Regions from separate parts of the Mus musculus genome. Here regions 1 and 2 are each linked to region 3. The links are chromatin contacts, found by Hi-C or POLR2A ChIA-PET in ENCODE. All regions are on one chromosome and are shown on one strand. The core of a region is the stretch at or near the end of the contact, and the rest is flanking DNA. Distances in the headings are between cores, read along the strand shown. Region 1 holds the start of Polr1b (polymerase (RNA) I polypeptide B). Region 2 holds the start of Ckap2l (cytoskeleton associated protein 2-like). Region 3 holds the start of Slc20a1 (solute carrier family 20, member 1).

Evidence for each region. Hi-C counts contacts between places; a loop is a spot of excess contacts on that map. ChIA-PET counts read pairs that join two places held with the same protein, here RNA polymerase II (POLR2A).
Region 1: POLR2A ChIA-PET joins it to region 3 with 23 read pairs in Patski. The contact joins the promoter of Polr1b here to the promoter of Slc20a1 in region 3. A Hi-C loop is called at or near these places in 2 of 37 maps with a recorded cell type or tissue (T-helper 17 cell and left cerebral cortex). POLR2A ChIA-PET finds 5 or more read pairs at or near these places in 4 of 5 experiments (Patski and embryonic stem cell).
Region 2: POLR2A ChIA-PET joins it to region 3 with 11 read pairs in embryonic stem cell. The contact joins the promoter of Ckap2l here to the promoter of Slc20a1 in region 3. POLR2A ChIA-PET finds 5 or more read pairs at or near these places in 3 of 5 experiments (Patski and embryonic stem cell).

What each region holds. Positions count from the first base shown.
Region 1 is chr2:129,099,668-129,104,018 of GRCm38, forward strand. Polr1b (polymerase (RNA) I polypeptide B) reads left to right here and starts at 1,329. Exons shown (of 15, transcript NM_009086.2): 1 at 1,329-1,596; 2 at 3,296-3,463; 3 at 3,911-4,057. The coding sequence starts at 1,420. Gm46764 (predicted gene, 46764) reads right to left here and starts at 1,276. Exons shown (of 3, transcript NR_168333.1): 1 at 1,167-1,276.
Region 2 is chr2:129,294,793-129,299,421 of GRCm38, forward strand. Ckap2l (cytoskeleton associated protein 2-like) reads right to left here and starts at 2,420. Exons shown (of 9, transcript NM_181589.3): 1 at 2,313-2,420; 2 at 1,522-1,588. The coding sequence starts at 2,349. Gm14023 (predicted gene 14023) reads left to right here and starts at 2,578. Exons shown (of 5, transcript NR_040371.1): 1 at 2,578-2,610; 2 at 3,972-4,045.
Region 3 is chr2:129,196,912-129,200,993 of GRCm38, forward strand. Slc20a1 (solute carrier family 20, member 1) reads left to right here and starts at 1,862. Exons shown (of 11, transcript NM_015747.2): 1 at 1,862-2,081; 2 at 2,538-3,153; 3 at 3,272-3,412; 4 at 3,589-3,674. The coding sequence starts at 2,808.

The DNA of each region.
Region 1 (4,351 bases), core at 79-2,578, 98 kb before region 3:
AAGCCAAACACTAGAAACAGCACGAATTCTGACACTATCCAACCACCTTCCTACCTCTTGCTCTTGATTGCCCAGAAGCAGGCTGGGGTGGCTTCCTTTCTTCTGGGTAGCATGGCCTGGTTACTGCTTGCCGTCCTGCTGATGTGCTTCATGCATTAAGAGTTGAGTAGACATAAGCACAGCCCACAGAATCAATTAAGCAGGGCTCAGAGGGGCTCACAGAGACTGAAGAGACAGTCCTGGAGCCTGTGTGGCTCTGAGCTAGGTCCTCGGCATTCATGTTATGGATGTATAGCTTGGTGCTCTTGGGGGACTTCTGGCAGTAGGAGCAGGGGCTGTCTTGGACTCTCTTGCCTGCTCTTGGGACCCCTTTTCTTCTATTGATTTGCTTTGTCCAGACTTGATATGAGGGATTGTGCCTAGTGTTATTGTAACCTGTTATGCCATGTTCAGTTGATATACCAGGGAGGCCTGCTCTTTTCTGAAGGGAAATAGAGGAGGAGTGGATCTGGAGGAGAAGGGGGGTGGGGAGGAAGATTGGGAGGAGTGGAGAGAGGGGAAACTGCAGTTGGAATGCAATGTATGAGAAAAACTAAACAAAAAAACAAAGACTTGAGAAAGAGGGGGCTGGGGGTGACACATGCCTTTAACCCAGCACTCAGGCAAAGACAATGGACCTCTGTGAGTTCCAGGCCAGCCTGGTCTAGGACAGCCAGGACTACATAGAGACCCTGACTCAAAAAACAAAGAAACAAAAATAAATAAATAAATATTATTTTAATAAACAGACAAGTTGAGAAGAAATGACAGGTTGGTGCCCCACACCTCCATTTTAGTTGAAGCCAAGAATCCAGAGTCTCCTGAGGTCTGCATCAGGGTGCAATAGGAAAACTCCAGAATGGGACAGAAGGGAACCTTTAAAGATACGTCTTGTATCAGGTCCTAATTAACGAATTAAGCTAATATGGGTCACAGAGGTCACACACTAAAGTGGAGCAGGATTTAGTATGGTTTGCAGGTTACAAAACAGCGAAGCCTCTTTCTCTCTCTCCACCCCCACCCCCACCCCCACCCCCACCCCGGTGTTTCAAGACAGCTCTGTGTAACTACTCTGAATGACTTGGAACTCTCTTTGTAGACCAGACTGGTCTCGAACTCACAGATACCTGACCTCCTGATTGCTGGGATTAAAGGCGTGTCTTCATGTCTGCGCGTAGTTTTAACCGGTCTAATCACGCCATGGTGTAAGTTTCCAGTCGACTCTGAGAAAAGAAAGGACCAGTGTGGGGCGGGCCGAACAAGAGGAACTACATTTCCCAGAAGGCCACGGGGTAGGGTGGCTGTGGGGTTGGTCCGGCCATTCCAGCCAGCCACGAGTAGCGTCCTAGCTCCGGTCTCCCGTCCGGGACTGGCAGAAGCATGGATGTCGACGGCCGGTGGCGGAACCTGCCCAGCGGGCCCAGCCTAAAGCATTTAACCGACCCCTCGTACGGGATTCCCCCAGAGCAGCAAAAGGCAGCTTTGCAGGACCTGACGCGGGCGCACGTGGACTCCTTCAACTACGCGGCGCTGGAGGGGCTGAGCCACGCGGTGCAGGTGAGTGCCGTGCACTGCGCTCCAGAGCTCTACCCTTGGCCTGGGGGGTCCTGGAGCGTCCCTGCGGTTGGGAGAAGTGGCCGGGGGGTGGGGGGGTGAGGGGTGCCTACAGTATGACCACAAATAGGGACGTGAACTCACCCTGCATTGCTTTGGGTAGTTCAGAGAAAAAAAGCAACTCATAAGCCTAGTGGTGTAGGGAAACTTGTATTTGTGACTCCTGGATTTATATATGAGTACGAGTCTGGTTTGGGGCGAACCATTTCTGGGTACTGTGAGATGAGAGTGAGGAAGTGATCTTTTTGGAACTGTGTTTTCCACCATTCCCAGCACTCGCGCCTTTTCACACCTGGAGTCTTACGTTCTAAAACTACCTCACAAGGTTCCAAGCTGATCAGACAGACTGCAGCAAGCACATCCTTCAGTTTGCTTCCCTTAAAGTTTTCTTTTTGGGGCGGGAGAATGGAGACGGTTCGAGATAAGGTTTCTCTGTGTAGCGTTTGCTGCCCTGGAGCTCCGTGGACCAAGGCTGGCCTCGAACTCAGAGATCTGCCTGCCTCTGCCTCCCGAGCACTGGGATTAACAGTGTGTGCCACCATCGCCCGCTTGCTTGCTTGCTTGCTTTCTTTCTTTCTTTCTTTCTTTCTTTCTTTCTTTTTTTTTTTTTTTTCTTTCGAGACAGGGTTTCTCTGTATAGCCCTGGCTGTCCTGGAACTCACTGTGTAGACCAGGCTGGCCTCGAACTCAGAAATCCGCCTGCCTCTGCCTCCCGAGTGCTGGGATTAAAGGCGTTCGCTGCCCGCTTTCTTTCTCTTTAAGAATTTGCAAGAGGAAAACTTGCCACCTGTTCTGAGTTGGTCATGTTGAGGAAGATAAAAAGTCCAGGGGAATCATTGTAACAGTGGTAGCAGAGTAAGGACGGGGAAGGTCTCTTTTTGTTGGCATCTTTAGTTTTTCCTGGCACGGCACTCTGAGAGTAAGACACCTCTCAGGTGTAATTGCTCCTCACTTTGGATGTTGGTTGTGTAACGGTAGCAGGCACCAGCAAGCAGTCAGTGCCATATTCTTTGAGAACTGCTCTAAGATGTGGCGCTTTCTGAGTCAGGAGTACAAGGGAAATGCTGCGACTAATCCAGGTGTTTAGAAAGCTCTGCATTAGATAAGGCTAAGGGAAGAAGATGGTGCCCTCCCTCAGGAGGCAGGGTAGGTTCAGGGAGAGAAATATGTAGTAGACAGTACCCTGAGCTTTCGTTACCAAACAACTGTATTGTGAGAACAAAGGATGGGGATATGTTGGAGAGCTTTGACTGCCAGACTGAGACTTGACAATATGGAAGCCATTTAGAACTCTTCGAACTGCCAGGCTTCAGTGTGAGGGAATAAAATATACAAAGCTGAGCTTTTAGATGAGAAGAGTTTCCCTATACTTGCCCCTGAAAAGCAGAGAAGGTAGATGCTTAGCTCAGCCTTTTCTGTGTCCGTAGAACCTACTGCAAATCAAATACATAGCGCACCATCCAAAAAGTTAAATAGTTGGCCAAGTTACCAGTTGGTTGTAACTTTAGTTGTCCCTTTTGGATTTGTTGCATTGGTGTGGTAGATGTCAGTGAGTGTAGACCACAAGTGGTGATTTCGGGGAGTCTTAGTGAAAAGTGCGTTGAAAAATGCAAGTGATTTAGCAGCGTGAATTGTCTTTCAGGCCATACCTCCCTTTGAATTTGCTTTCAAAGATGAGCGCATATCTCTTACCATTGTGGATGCTGTCATCAGTCCACCCTCAGTGCCCAAAGGGACCATCTGCAAAGATCTCAACGTTTATCCAGCTGAGTGTCGTGGCCGAAAGAGCACCTACCGAGGGAGGCTGACGGTGAGCATTTAGTGACATAGTGACAGCAGGTGGCTGTCCCTGCACACTTCTGAGACTAGGGCTGGTGCCACTGAAGTGATTGTATCTTCATCTAAAGGGACTGTGTGTCATCCAAAACATGAAGTCACTTCCCTGTGGCCTCTTCCTCCTTGTAACATGCTCTTTTGTGAGGCTGGGGAGATGGCTCAGTGGTTAGGAGCACTGCCTTTTCTTCTAGAGGATCAGGGTTTGGTTCCCAGCACCATATGGTGGTTCACAGCTGCCGGTAACTCCAGTCCCAGCAGATGTAATACCCACTTCTGGCCTCCACTGGTTCAGACACACATCTGGTGCATAGCCATACATGCAGGCAAAGCAGTCAAAATATAAACAAATACAGCTAAAATTTTATTTAAATATTTATTCTTGTAGGTCATGATATCTTTTTTTTCTTTTATTCCCATTTAGGCTGATATCAGCTGGGCCGTGAATGGAGTCCCCAAAGGGATCATTAAACAGTTTCTCGGCTATGTTCCCATCATGGTGAAGTCCAAGCTTTGCAACTTATACAACCTTCCTCCTCGAGTCCTCATTGAGCACCATGAGGAGGCAGAGGTGAGTGCAGGGATCGAGGCTGTGGGGCAGCAGCGAAGGTGAGGAAACAGGAGGCTGGACCACTGGTGTCATCATGTCTGTACTGTGCGTGGCTCTTACCACAGTCTGTTGAAGCCGTGTTGAGCCTGTGCATGTGTGAAACTTAAGTCTGCCGACAAGCTACACTTTCAACTCAAATTCTCTTTTATTGCCTTCCTTCCATCCTTTTTATTTTGGGAGGTGGGATGCGAGGGGTCATGCTGTATAGCCGTGGCTGGCCTGAAACTCACTGTGTGGATCAACTCACAGAGATCC
Region 2 (4,629 bases), core at 1,170-3,669, 98 kb after region 3:
TTGGTCCCGTAAAGGCTTGATGTCCCAGTGTAGGGGAATGAGAAGGTGGGGAGCTAGGAGTGGGTGGGTGAGTGGGGGGCACACCCTCATAGAAGCAGGAGAAGGAGAGATGGGATAGGGCATTTCTGGAGGGGGGGGTGAAGAAAGGGGATAACATTTGAAATGTAAATAAATAAAATATCCAATAATAATAATAATAATAAGGATATGTATGCATAGGTTACACGTAAACACTATTGTATTTCATGGAACATCTGGGGATTCTGATACCTACGAGGACGTAATCTGAAGTTGAAGTCTAGCTAGTGAAACAAAAGGAGAGATAGAACAGAGCTCAGTTTAGAAGGATTCCATCTCCATGGACCAGATCCCAAGTCTAACAGAGACTTGGACGAGAGAAGGCGTGAGGGGGCAGGCACGTCTCTAGCTTAGTAAGTCCTGTATCTTTACGCATTAGGAGTGACGGACAGGCCTGGGGAATGTAGGTCAGTGGCAGAGTGCTTGTTGTCTAGCATGTGACAGGCCCTGAGTTCCACTCACAGGACAGGGGAGGGTAGGAAGAGGGGAAGGAAGAAGAGGAGTGAGAAGAAAAGGAGACACAGAGAGGGAGGGAGGAGAGAGACATTATGGGTATGTTGAGAAAACAATTTTGGTTCATTTAATCCAGGAAGTAGAGGTGAGAAAAACCCAAGGTAAAATGACCTGGGCTAGGAAGATCTCCGGCATCCACATTAAATCAGGCACGGTGAGTATCCCTCTAACCCTAGGCACTAGGGGACAGGGATGAGTGGATCATGGGAGAGAGAGTGCTGGCCAGCCTGCTTAACCTAAGCAGTGAGCTTCGGGTTCAGTGAGCAATCCGGTCTTATGGGAATAAGGTGGACAGCGTTAGAGCAAGACACCCAAAATCCCCCTCTGGCATACACACACCAACCGAGCTACTCAAGTGGGAGGCAAATACACCCTGCTAAGCAAGAGAGAGAAATAACAGGGCAAAGATGGTACAGTGCTGAGAAAAGCAAAGGATGTTCTGTCCACCTCAAATACATGCCCAGGGAACACCAAAGGACAAGTTGGGAGGACGCTGGCATGCCACTGTTGTGGACTGACCATAACCAACTCTCCTGTCTTCGTAAGCACACACCATAGAAATGCCCTCCAGTTTCTTGATCAAAATCTGCGCTGCTGGGAACCAACTTTCCCAGGAGAAAGAAGGAACCAGAAGAGCTTCCAGAGATGTGGGTAACAGTGTAGTGTAGAGCCTTCCTTCCTTTGGAGACTGTTAGGAAAAAAAATGCTTAAATTTCTGCCAATAGACAGCACTGCCTAGGGGTTGCTGGTTTTTTGTTTTGTTTTGTTTTTTAAGTCATGCCTGAAATCAAGGACTGAAATGCTCCTTTTGTTATTACAGGATTCACCATGATGCAAGTCAAACAGACTGGAAACAGAAGGGCTGGTCCGTTCATTGCTGTTAGCAACCGGGGCAACAAAGCCAGTGTAACTATGGGAAGGTAAACTCACTTGGCGTTGGGGTCCTTTAGCTTTCCCTTGGCTGCCAGGTACTCCTGGAGCTTCTGCCACCGTTCTTCTGTAAAACATGGACACGAGCAAACACCAAAAACATTACAGAAAACCCTTTATATCTTTAAATATGATACTTCCCTGTAGCTATTTTGGCTTTGATAAAGTCACCAGTCCTGTTATGCTTGCTTTCAATACCAACGGTATCAGCCTGGTGCCAAGCTCTTTACTAAGCTGTTTACACTAACCATCAATCCTATGAGGTATTTGGCTGTTTGAAACTCAGATGAAGTGACAGGCTTAAATTTACCCACTAATGTGCAGCAAAGCCAGGATTTGGAATCAAGACTTTTTTTTTTAACCCTTGAGTTACAAATTGTGTGCCTAGGACGGTGCGCAGAACCGCAGGCCCATAAGTGAGGACAGAGTGTGCATCTCAAAGGTGACACGGGGGAGGGGCATACTGGAGAGGTAGAAAGGGCTCCAGGTCCCTCGGAGGCCAGGGTTCACAGCATCCTTAAGCCTCAGCCCACAGTTTATCAATCAACCTCCAGACAGCGCACATTTTATCAGTGAACCTGCAGAGACTCGGACTGGGGCCGAACCTGCCACCTGACTGCTGTCAAAGTTCTGGCCATAACTAGCAATGCAGGGGTGTCCCCCTGCGGCAACGGAGCGCGCCGCTCCTCGCCGTGGCCCGGGTCCAGCGTCCTTAACCTAACTGAGCTCGGGGGAGACTGAAGCAGGCGGGGGAGGCCTGGCAGCTTCTGGAGGCTGCCGACCACACTTACCCGCGGCTGCGCTGGCAGTGGGGCCGGGCCCCACCATGGCTCTACGGCGACAGTTTCTTCCTTCAAAGGGCGCGCCTTGTTCTAGTACGAGAACCGGGCGCCCGTCTGGACGCTCCTATTGGCTTCCGCGACTTTGAAATTCGCCAATAAAAAGACGGAGAGGGCGGGATAACAGGAAATGGACATTCGGCGATTCCCACTGGGGACCTCCCCTGAGGCTCTGCGATTGGAGAGTTTCTGAGAAGGCCCGCCCTATGGCTAGGTCACTTCCGCAGCGGTGCCTCTGAGGTGGGAGCTGGTGGGTGATGCTGGCTGGCGGAGGAGTGGCTCTAATTGTAGCCAAATTTGGGTTAAGGACGGTTGTGACAGTTGAAGAAACGGGGAGAAACAAGCCGGAGCCTAAGTCTCTGTGCTATCAGTTAGGCTGGCTTTGGCTGCAAATAATAGCATGCCAAACGAAAATGGTCCGTATCAGTTATTGTTCTCATTCTTGTAGCCGAATACCGGACAGAAACAACATAACTCCGTGTAGTCCCTGAGCAGCTCGCGGGAGCTGTCAAAATGGCGCAATCTGTCAAAAGTGTCTCAAGGGAAGGGCATCCTAAGACACAGGAGCTCAGGAGCCACACAGCTCTGAGGTGGGACAGTGTCCCCTTGGAAAGGCACCCTGAGACTCGGAAACCCAGAAACCACAGAGCTCTGAGGGTCAGAAGGTATTCCTGTGGAAGGACACCCTGAGACATCAGAGCCGGGGAACCACACAGCTTTGAGAGGAAGCCTCGTCAGCTGAGGCAGTGCAGTTCCCAGGGGAGGGTATCTCCAGCTCAGCCCAGGAGCTCAGGAGCCTCTGCCCCGCTCCACTTCTTTGTTTCTTCCCTTCCTCTGTCAATTGCTTCTTGGCTTCTTCCAACGCGAAAGTCATATGAGGCAGCAAATCTCGTAAAAGATATTTATTGGAGAAGGATGTTATGGTGGGAAGAGAAAAGGGCAAGGGGTTAGAAGAGTTTTTAAAAGAATAACAAAGATTTCCTAATAGAAAATGTAAAGAACAGAATTATATAAATTTAAGAATGGAAATAAAACATGGAAACATAATAGTTTATTTAAACAGAAAAACATCTACAAGGTAAAGTTAAAATGCTAACAAAGGCCTGCTAGAAAGAAAAAAAAAATCATGAAGGAAAGAGAAGGAAAAGGTTATCACTGGCATACCTAAACATTATCAGGTGAGTGAAGGAGAATAAAAAAAAAATCACAAAAGTTTTTGCTTTTGTTTTTGTTTTTTAATATGATAAAAAGCGCTGAGATGGCTGGGGTAAGGAGCATGCAGTGCTCTGGCAGGCCACCAGAGTTGGTTCCCAGCACCCATATTACATAACACATCTGCCTGTAACTCTAGCTCCATAGGGTCTGACATCCCGACATCCACTTGTGTGACAAGACTTTCCCTGAGGAGATGTAACACATGGCTACTTACTGCAGACAGACAAAAGCTTGGATACCACCAAAGCTCAACACGTCTTATCGGGGCTATGTACAAGAATTTGGGTGAAGGGTTACTGCACATTTCAGGTGTTCAATTATTGTTTCTGTGAATTTCCAACCCCACTTTCTAAAATAGAGTCTATTACTCCTGATTCTGACTTTCTTTTTCATTAGGTCACAGGAAAGCAGCTTCTAACCTGCTGTATTGTCTCTAAAACCACTACTTGGTTTTGGTGGTACATTATATGGTGAGTTTGTATGGACATCTACATCGGCATACACATGTACTGAATATGGATTGTATCCTTTAACTGAGCCTGGAAATATTATAATTTTCAGTGCTATCTATCTGTGAATACTGGCAGCTAGCAAAAAAAAAAAAAAAGAAAGAAAAGCTATGGAACCTGAATTTTTTTTAAATGCATTTTTTGGGGAAAACAACAAAATGTAGCAAAATATAGTAAGATAAAACAGAAATCATCATATATAAGTTGGACAAGCTATGCCAACAGAAAAATGAAAGAGCTCCAAGAGTAGGCAGAAGAATCAGAGACTTACTCATTTCCATTCAGGAGTCCCATCAGAGCATAAACTGAAAGCTAGAGTGTGTGTACAGAAACCTGGGCAGACCTGTGTAGGCCCTGCGGCTGCTGCTTCAGGCTTCAGGCTCTGTGAACGCATATGGGTTTTGCTCAGTTATTTTAGAAGGCCTTGTTCTCACATCCCTTCTGTCTCCCCGACTCCTGTCTCCATTTCCACAGGGTTCCCTGACCTCTGAGGGGAGGGATTTGATGGTGACATCTCCTTTAGAGCTGTGTGGAATCCTGGTTTT
Region 3 (4,082 bases), core at 612-3,111:
AAACCATCTGACCAACCATCACATCCCCCCTCCTTGATTTCAAGACAGTAAGGACTCTCTAGAGACAGAGAAATCTGTCTCTGCCTGAAAATACATGGATACTAAAGTAGCATAAAGCCAAGTCTCAAAATACTATACTCTCCCTGAACCACAGTGATGCCTTCACATCTGGCAAACCTGGCTCTGGATTCTGCTCTTGTACCTGGATGGGCCTTATTCACCATGGCTGCTCACCTTGGTTGTCTCAATTTCAAGAGGCAAAAGCATGGTCATCAACAGACTGAAGCAAAGCACATCCAAACAGTGGGCAAAGTCATGAGCAATTTCCTCACAAATAATTACTTCAAAAATTGTTTTAATTGGCAGGACACTAACAACCTTTTAACAAACCAGTCCTTTTATTCAATGTTTTATGACCTTGGAAAGAAGTAAGGGCAAAGAGTGTTGCATTTGAAGATGCCAGAATTACACACTGGGGTCAGTGTCCTGGAACATGAAGGTTGTTTTCCAGCCATGACCTTGAGGTCAATAGACCTGTATAACCTATACGAGATTCTGAGTCTACCAAATTATAGGTCACAGGACACTCCTGTGAAGTTATAATTTACAACATGTTTGTTTCTGCTATTCGTTGCCCTACCTTTGGAGAGCAGAGAGCGTTTTAGAGCGTTCTAAACCGGGTATTTCTGGCTGGAATTCTTAAGTTTCTTTATAACCCACATAACTTAAATCTCCCAAGGAGTGGTGACTAGTTAGTTCTGAGCTTAGGCAATAAAACGAACTAATCCATTGTCAGAACTACAACCTTATACCATGTAGGGGACCAGGAAGCAATCTTTATTTCAAAAGGGGATGGGAAAACTTTCAGGATGAGGACATCCTCTGTAACCTTTTCCTATATTCTAAAACAGGCACATTCAAAAAAAAAAGTAACGAGGAAATGAAGGTTCATTTCCTGAACATCTATTGAGTTCCAGTCACATGCTTATATCTTAGCTAATATGATTCTCCTTACTGGGTAAGAACTTGTAACCAGAATACCTGAATTAGTACTGCCTGTCGCCACTAGCCCCGATGAGCTGACAGGAAATGCATCTTTGTTGTGCTTTACACACAATTCCAACCCGTCCTCCAGTCTCTCTCACTCTGCTATTATTTCTCGTTCCAGAGCACTCGGCTTGAGGAGACCTAGGGTTTGTTCAAGGTGACACACTGCAGCAAATATGAGTTAAGAATTCGAATCCAAAGTAACATCCTCCCCGCTGCGCCATAGCCGGGGCTCCTAAAACGGAGGTCCGGCGCCGGGAAACTAATGACCCATGGCTCTCCCTCAGCGCAGTGCCACAGCTGGGAACGCAAGCCTATCCTCGTGACTCCCGAATCTTTCCGTTTTCACACAAGTGCGTGACTGCGGGAGCGAGGTGGCCACGTGAGATCCCTCCACCCTCTCCGGGCGAGGTACAGATCGGGTCCGGCCAAGGGCAAGTCTCAGCACACCCGCTCTTCCGCGTCGCCACCGAGCTGACCCGGGCCCGCGTGGGAGAAACTCGGAACGACCTTGGTGGCGGCCTCAGTCCCCGCGTGTCTGGGCGAGACTCCCCCACAGTCCCCGCCCGCAGCCACCCGGCGTGGCCAGCGCAGACAGGATAACCCGGGCGAGGCTGCAGGGAGGCGGCCAGCCAGTCCCACGTGGACCAGCTCCTCGTTGGGGGCGGGGCCCCGGGGACGTCCAGGCCAATCAGCGCCGCTGCCCAGCTCACCCGGCTAGGCGCGCCCGACCAGCCTGTGGTTGCGTCACATCGGAGGCGGGACCTCGGGCGGGCGCGAGGCTCGGCAGGTCACGTGGGGCGCAGAACCGGCTATAAATAGGAGCCGGCGGCATGCTCTCTATATGATGGCCGCCGGCGCGCGTTGCGTGTTTTCACCTCTCGCCTGCTGAGGCGCCCGCGGCTGCTTCACGAGTGGGTAGAGAGTCCCTCCGTGCTGTGCCCGGTGTTGCCGTCCTGGGTTGTGCGACCGTGGCTCGAGCCTGCCTCAGTCTCGTTCTTCTGGTCTCTCTGTTCGGCCCTCAGTTTCCTTTGGTGAGTGGCGGCGCGGCACCGGTGGTGCAAAGGTCCTTTCTTCTCTGGAGTGGGCTCGGGTGTGGGGAGCTGGCTGGCGGGGGTGGGATGCAGGCTGCAGGACCCCGCTACGCTGCTGTCCTCCTCCCGCCTCCCCACGCACGCCGCGCCCTTCCGCGGGCCTTTTCGGCGGTCCTCGGCAGGCGCGCGCGGGAATGGTCTTTTTTCCGATCATCCACGGAGGGCGCGCGCGGGCAAGCGGCCGGAGACTGAACAGAACTCGTGGGGCGGGGCGGGGCGGGACGGGGTGGGGGGTGGGGGAGCACAGAGATCGCCCTGTGCCCCACCTTGCACAGCGTTTGGGGGACTGAAGACATAAGTGACGGGCGGGGGGGGGGGGGACTATGCGGAGTCCCAGGCTGCCCTCTTCCCAGAGATGCGCCGCTATTGTTATTTTCTTCCACTTCGTCCCCCCAGGATGAACTTGCGTCCTTTCTCTAATCCGCCATGGAATTCTGCTCCGTGCTTTTAGCCCTCCAGAGCCAAAGAAACCCCAGACAACAGACGCCCAGACGCAGCAGCGTATAGCAGTAACTCCCCAGCTCGGTTTCCGTGCCGTAGTTTACAGTATTTAATTTTATATAATATATACTATTTATTATAGCATTTTGATACCTCATTCCGTTTACACATCTCAAAAGCCGCTTAGTAATTCTCTTATTATTTAAAGAACCACTACACTAGAGAATGGAATCTACTGTGGCAACGATTACTAGTACCCTAGCTGCTGTTACTGCTTCCGCTCCACCGAAGTATGACAATCTATGGATGCTCATCCTGGGCTTCATCATTGCATTTGTCTTGGCATTCTCCGTGGGAGCCAATGATGTAGCAAATTCGTTCGGTACAGCTGTAGGCTCAGGTGTAGTGACCCTGAAGCAAGCCTGCATCTTAGCTAGCATCTTCGAAACTGTGGGCTCCGCCTTGCTGGGGGCCAAAGTGAGCGAAACCATCCGGAACGGCTTGATAGATGTGGAGCTGTACAACGAAACTCAAGATCTGCTCATGGCTGGCTCCGTCAGTGCTATGTTTGGTAAGTTGTAGTTATACCTTATGTTCGCTCCAGTCTTGAACCTTCTCTCCGCAAGGACGCACTGCTTATGTAACAGTTTTGCCATCTACCTGACAAAATCTGATTAATTCTGTTTCAGGTTCTGCTGTGTGGCAGCTCGTGGCTTCGTTTTTGAAGCTTCCGATTTCTGGGACCCATTGTATTGTCGGTGCAACCATTGGTTTCTCCCTTGTGGCAAATGGGCAGAAGGGTGTCAAGTGGTCTGAACTGATAAAAATTGGTATGTTGAATTTTAAATGGTTTTATTTTCGTTGTGTGCTGCTGTGTGTCGTGGAGTGGGAGTGAAGTGGAGGGGCAAGTTGAAGAGTATCAGAAATGGAGCACCTACCATTTCGGGGTCTTGTTAACAAAAACGTACTTTCCAGACCTGACACTTCATTTTGTATTCTATTCCAGTGATGTCGTGGTTCGTCTCTCCGCTGCTTTCTGGTATTATGTCTGGAATTTTATTCTTCCTTGTTCGTGCGTTCATCCTCCGTAAGGTAACCTTTCTACTTGCGACCTTTCATGAGTCACATTCAGTCTTGTTCAAACTCACTGGTATTCTTCTCAGATGTGACTGGTATGTAAGTATGTGGCTTTGAAAAGCTAAAAAGTTCTTTGTTCTGTATACCTCCTGTATGTTGTGGAGTTCTGTGAAAGAAGCAAGTTTTTAATGCCCCAGAGGGCATTCAGGAAGGAAAAACTTGAGTAGTTCTATGGTCTGCCAAGAAATAAAGAGACTGGGAGTGAAAACTAAGAACATTGTTTAAGGTGGCTCTGTCTGTCTAGGTCACTACATTCAGGACAAGTGGAATTGTAACCTTTTAGTTCAACAGGTCACAGAATCCTTTTTAAATTCCTCTCCCATGTTGATTGTCAAGTACATAGAAGTTTCTAGAGGAGGCTTT